Linked DNA regions of Homo sapiens: region 2 is linked to region 1. The links are chromatin loops, found by intact Hi-C in ENCODE. Cell type or tissue: PC-9. All regions are shown on one strand. Each heading gives the region's core, and the rest is flanking DNA. Links, peaks and the distances in the headings are about the cores only. Region 1 overlaps CD47 (CD47 molecule). Region 2 has its middle 91 kb from the start of CD47.

Region 1 (2,922 bases), core at 423-2,922:
TAAAATTACTCCTTTCTTGCAATTTCCTCAGATGGCTTAATAAGGTATCTAAGGTACAATGAAACCTTAAGCACAGTTTTAAGGGAAAAAATGTTTATAAAACATTTGTATGGGAGAGGATCGAATCATAACTCCGAACAGATGTTTTCAGCAATATTTACATTTATTTTATAGATTATAATTATCAGTGATGTCAACTTAGTATAGATTTCTCCTCATTTTTAAGCCTGAAATTGTCATTCTGTGTATGCACATCCAATGAATCCAACAGGTGAGGTGATATATTGGAATCAGCTTCCTTCTGATTGCAGAGATAATATAGCCATTATTCCTACTTTCCAGTTTTGGGTGTGAGAAGTCAGTACAATCTTAAGAAATCATTTATTCCATCCCATTGACACTAAAATGACCAAACACAGGTTTTAAAATAGAACTGGACCCATTCATGCAAAGGTCATGCAATGACTTCAACATTCTCTTAATTTGACGTGAGACAAAACAGATAGCAAAATATCTCAATTACCAAGTTCCTCAGTCTAATCCCTCAAATGATCATTCACAATTCATTTAATAAACTTTAACTTACCCTAGGAGGTTGTATAGTCTTCTGATTGGAAGCTGATATAAATAACAAATAAGAATATAAATTTAATAAATGAAATAAACTAAGGCATTTGGTAATGTTTAATTTTAAGATAAAATGTTCAGGGCTAAAACTAAAGGTGCCAGAGATGTTAATGAAAGAGTTCCAGCTCTGACAGTCTATTCAAACATGCTGAATATTCTTGATTATATACACTGATTTGAAAAATGAAGCAAATAACCCATCTACATCAAATAGTAAACACATTCTCTCATTTGTTTATGCCATCTTTCCCCCAAATCAGCCACTTGTTACACTGGCTGGTGGGAAAATGCTGTCACCAACATACCCCCACCATGGGTGCTCCATCCTCCCTCCTCTATCTACCCAGAGTGTAGACAGAATGTGCCAGAATTTGTCCCCACTACTCCATCTCCCTTAGCTCACTGCTCCTGTGTCTTACAAGCTCAGTCTCTTTCTCCACATCACTCCCTGGGTCTTTCCAGTTTCAAAGCTCCAAAGAGCTAACAAACTAAAGAAAATACTCAGATAGCTCTGAGTATTCCTCTATCTATTTCTTCTTAGCTTTCTGAGTTGCCTTTTTCACTGCTTCCAAATGGATTCATTAATGAAGTTGAAGGAATACAGTACATGAGCAAAGTGACGAAAGGGAAAAAGAATACCCTAGTTGGGGAGGGAAGAAGAGATAGCTTCCTTATAAAAAAAACAAATGAGAAGGCTGGCCGTGGTGGCTCATGCCTGTAATCCCAGCACTTTGGGAGGCCAAGGCAAATAGATTGCTTGAGCTCAGGCATTCAAGACCAGCCTGGGCAACATGATGCAACCCTGTCTCTACCAAAAATACAAAAATTAGCTGGCGTGGTGGTGCATGCCTGTGGTGCATGCCTGTAGTCCCAGCTACGTGGAAGGCTGAGGTGGGAGGATCTCCCTCGTCCTGGGAGGCAGAGGCTGCAGCGAGCTGGGGTCGTGCCACTGCACTCCAGCCTGGGCGACAGAGCGAGACTCCATCTCAAAAAATAAAAAAACCCAAAAAAACAAATAAATACAGAATAAGAATCCTACAGATGGAAAAGCGTTGAACAGAAACATGCCATGAACCACTCAGCAGGAGGGGGATCCTACTGAACAGAGAGGCCCATTCCGCTGGGACCTGGGCTGGATGACAGCACTGGATTTTCTCATCAGCAGATGGAGGCACGCCTCCAGGACTGCTCTGTGTTCCTTACTATTTATTTACCACCACTGCACACTCGAATTCTGTCAAGCTTCCAAAGCTGGCAGGGAAAAGGGTGGGTCCTGACCCAAGGAAAGCCAATCTGTGAGCCAGCCAAAAGCTGGTGAGTCTTTCTCAAACAGGAAAAATGGCAACAGACTGGACTGACAAGTTTCTCCCTGCCACTGGACTCTAAGAAGAAACAGAAAAAAACCCAGAAAGTTGGTGATGGGAAGGGAAAGTGAAAAAGAAACAGAAAGGAGACAAGGATGAGTCCAAAGCTGTAGGTAAGAAAAGTTGTCTGTGAGAAGGCATGAATAGGATAAAAAACAGTGGCATAAACAAGAGGGTGAGCTAGCTGGCTAATAGGCAAAGAATCAAAGACAGAGGAACTCAGGAACTATAACTGACAGGGGCATCACCTTACTCTTGCTGCTGAGAGGGCAACACGATGCTTCAGTTCTTTGATATGGAATGGATCCTTCCAATTCCTAGACTACATACTGTCCCACCCCTGTGAGGCCCAGTTATGTATCTGAGCTCATAGGAGTCCAGTTTCTGTTAGTGCCATGGGCGGCTTTAAATAGGCCTCCCTTACTGTGGAGGAACCTGGGGGAGTGACTTGGTCCTTGTATCCAAACAAGAAGCCAACCTCTTTTTAAAGTAGAACAGGGTAAAATGGGTTGGGATGCACTACATTTAGCAGCCTCCCCAATAAACTAAGCAGAAATACAGAGCTTTATTTGGGAACATCAGGATAGTTACATGTATATACAACTGACTTCAATGAAACCATGCCTTATATCTATGTTCTACAAAGAAAAAGAGAACTAAACAACTATCTAAATTTCTGATGGTAATATGGAAGTTCAGAGATAAGGTTTTAGAGTTACATTTTTGAGCTCATAAATGTATTTATCAGAATAAACACTGCCAGGTGTAGTGGCACATGCCTGTAGTCCCAGCTACTTGGGAGGCTGAGGTGGGAGCATTGCTTGAGCCCAGGAGCTCGAGGCCAGCCTGGTCAACATAATGAGACCCTGTCTCTAAAAACAAAACAAAACAAAATAGAATATTGCTAACCGCCAAGTAACTCCTTTTCTTC
Region 2 (2,922 bases), core at 237-2,736, 53 kb before region 1:
ATGTGAAAGAGAGAAGCCAGAAAGCAGTTCTCTTTATTTTTATTTTTTTTAACTGACTTGCTGTGCCCATCACATTTGCCCTCCTTTTTATCCCGTGAGCCTGAACTGCAACTTTCCATCATTTGAAGCCCAGAGGCATAAAATTGCAATTTGAATGATAAGGAGAGTTTTATTTTTATAGGGTTTTATGTCGTGTTTAATAGAAATTCATGTGCTTTAATGCATTTTATTTCACTGCTTGTTTGAGTTTATATTGGAATCTGCCTTCTGATAAGTTTATTTGACTAGGCAGAGAAGTCCCAATCTGCATTCGTTCCTACCCAATTTATGTAAGGAATGTGATCTCACACATTCTTTACAAATCTTTTTTTCATAATTTCTGAGGCCCCAATGGAATCACTTTTTTCCCTTTCTTACAGACTTAAATTTCTTTATTCTTTTTTTAATTCATGGACAAAGTCAAGTTACATTCTCCCAAGAAGATATATAAATGGCCAATAAGCACATAAAAAGATGTTCAACGTCACTAATCATTAGGGAAATGCAAATCAAAACTACAATGAGATACAACTTCACACCCATTAGAATGGCTATTATTTAAAAAGCAGAAAACAACACGTGTTGGTGAGGATGTGGAGAAATTGGAATCCTTGTGCATTGCTGGCGGGAATGTAAAATAGCACAGGTGCTATGGAAAGCAGTATGATAGTTCCTCAACAATTAAACCTAGAATTACCATGTGATTCAGCAATTCCACTTTCATGTAGAATTTTTCTACCCAAAAGAATTGAAATCAGAGACTTGAAAATATAATTGTACATTAATGATCATAGTGTTACCAAACAGAATCTGGATCTGCCTGCCTGGTGCAGTAGAGCCAAACATCCACATGGAGGTTTGCAGAGAGAGGAAGGAGGGCATTCATTTGCAGGGCACCATGCAGAGAGAATTGGGAATGTTTAAGACCTGACCTCCCTCATAGCTTACAAGCAAGGGTTTTTAAAGACAGGGCTACATTTCAGAAAAGCAAAAGTCACAGGCAGAATTGTAAATCAAATACACAATGGTTCTGTGTTGGTTTGGCCCAGGAAAGCAGGCTATCTTGATGTGAGGGCTTACAGGTCATAGGTAGATTCAGAGATTATTTGAATTTCAATTGGTTAAGCAAATAAAGCCTTGTCTAAAACTTTGGGTCAGCAGAAAGGAATGTTGAGGTTTGGCCTGTGGGCATGACTCTCCAGGCGTGTTCTCTCCAAGGAGAAATTTAGAACAAAAAAGTGGCACTCAGAGTTCAGTCCTCAGTGCCCTCTTACCTGAGGTCTATGTGACCGTGCTCAGCATTTTCCATCTGGCGGTCCGGCTTTCTGAAAAACAACTCGGGGACACATGTCAAGATATTAGAGTTGGCTGGGCACGGTGGCTCACGCCTGTAATCCCAGCACTTCGGGAGGCCAAGGCGGGCAGATCACAAGGTCAGGAGATCGAGACCATCCTGGCTAACATGGTGAAACCCCGCCTCTACTAAAAAATACAAAAAATTAGCCGGGCATGGTGGCGGGTGCCTGTAGTCCCAGCTACTCGGGAGGCTGAGGCAGGAGAATGGCGTGACCCGGGAGGCGGAGCTTGCAGTGAGCCGAGATGGCGCCACTGCACTCCAGCCTGGTCGACAGAGCGAGACTCCAACTCAAAAAAAAAAAAAAAAAATATTATAGTTAGTTTCTATAAGGAACCAAACAGCTTGTGGCTCTAACCTTTTTGGGTGGCAACTGTTTTATTATTAACCTTCATGCACATCAAGTTGCTCATTCCCTTCACAAGGCTAGCTAGGTCCCTGGAATTTCTCTTGAAGAAACTCAAGATTTTCCTTTATTTCCATCCTTGGGGTTGAGGAGGCGGTGGCCAGCAGGGCCCAAAGAGAGGTCCCTGCTCCGTCTCAATAGTGGCATTATTCACAATAACCCAAAAGATGGAAGCAATTCAACTGTCCATCGATGAAAGAATAGAGAGACAAAATATGGTATAAATATACAATGGAGTATTATGCAGCCTTAAAAAGGAATGAAATTCTGACACACACTACAATATGGATGAATCTGGAGGACATTACGCTAAGTGAAATAAGCCAGACGCAAAAGGACAAATACTGTATGATTCCACTAATATCATGTTCCTAGACTAATTAAATTCATAGAGACAGACAGTGGAATGGTGGTTGTCAGGGGCTAGGGGGAGGGGAAAATGAGGAGTTACTGTATAAATGATGAAGAATTTCAGTTTGGAAATACGTTAAAGTTTTGGGGATGGATGGTGGTGATGGTTGTACAATATGAATGTGCATAACGCTATTGAACTATATACTTAAAATGGTGAAAATAACAAATTCTATGTTACGTATATTTTACAAAAATTTAAAACATAAAGAAAAGTTAAATTATAGTTAGAGCTGCCTGGGCAGGCCTGCACTTTTCTCTACTGATACTTTTTCCTCAAGCTGAGGGCTTTTCTCTCTTTACTGTTTCGTATTACAGCTTCCTCCTCCTACCCTGTTGCTTTTAGCACCCTGTACCTTCTTCCCCCTTGACACAGAAAACCTTCTCTAAGGACAGACTCTGATACAATCAAATGATCCCCTGTAAGTATCTGAGCAAATATGATAGCTATCCCCGGCACATTTTCATGTTAAGGCTTATCTCTAATTGAGAATGTAAGATTGTATTTTCTGGTGAAGATGACCTTCTAGAGCCCCTAAAATCTCTATGCCATGGCCTCTGTGCTTTGCAGAGGACTGATGTATTGGTTATAGATTCATTCAAGAAAATAAAAGTCTCTCTAGGTATTTCAAGCAAGGAGGGATTGAATATAAGGAGTGAAGCTCCCAAGTTGTTATAAGGAAAGGAGGAACACAAATGGGAGTGAGGGTAG

What was found. A loop is a pair of places that touch in the nucleus more often than their neighbours do. Peaks named below come from ENCODE experiments on the same cell type or tissue, not always from the same donor. Only the 100,000 strongest peaks of a DNase experiment are listed, where the experiment ranks them.
Region 2: it touches region 1 in a loop (2.4-fold over the local background); 1 of 110 quality-filtered maps calls a loop at or near these places.

The regions. Positions count from the first base shown.
Region 1 is chr3:108,051,353-108,054,274 of GRCh38, forward strand. CD47 (CD47 molecule) reads right to left here. Exons shown (of 11, transcript NM_001777.4): 8 at 587-618. Among named protein-coding and RNA genes, the nearest start is that of CD47, 38 kb to the right of the region's middle. In PC-9, for the core only: no CTCF peak of the experiment used is centred there; a DNase peak (open chromatin) is centred at 1,929; H3K27ac peaks cover 474 bases.
Region 2 is chr3:107,998,373-108,001,294 of GRCh38, forward strand. No RefSeq gene overlaps it. Among named protein-coding and RNA genes, the nearest start is that of CD47, 91 kb to the right of the region's middle. RefSeq lists enhancers at 1,070-1,364, 1,231-2,006 and a silencer at 1,070-1,364. In PC-9, for the core only: no CTCF peak of the experiment used is centred there; a DNase peak (open chromatin) is centred at 1,209; H3K27ac peaks cover 2,500 bases.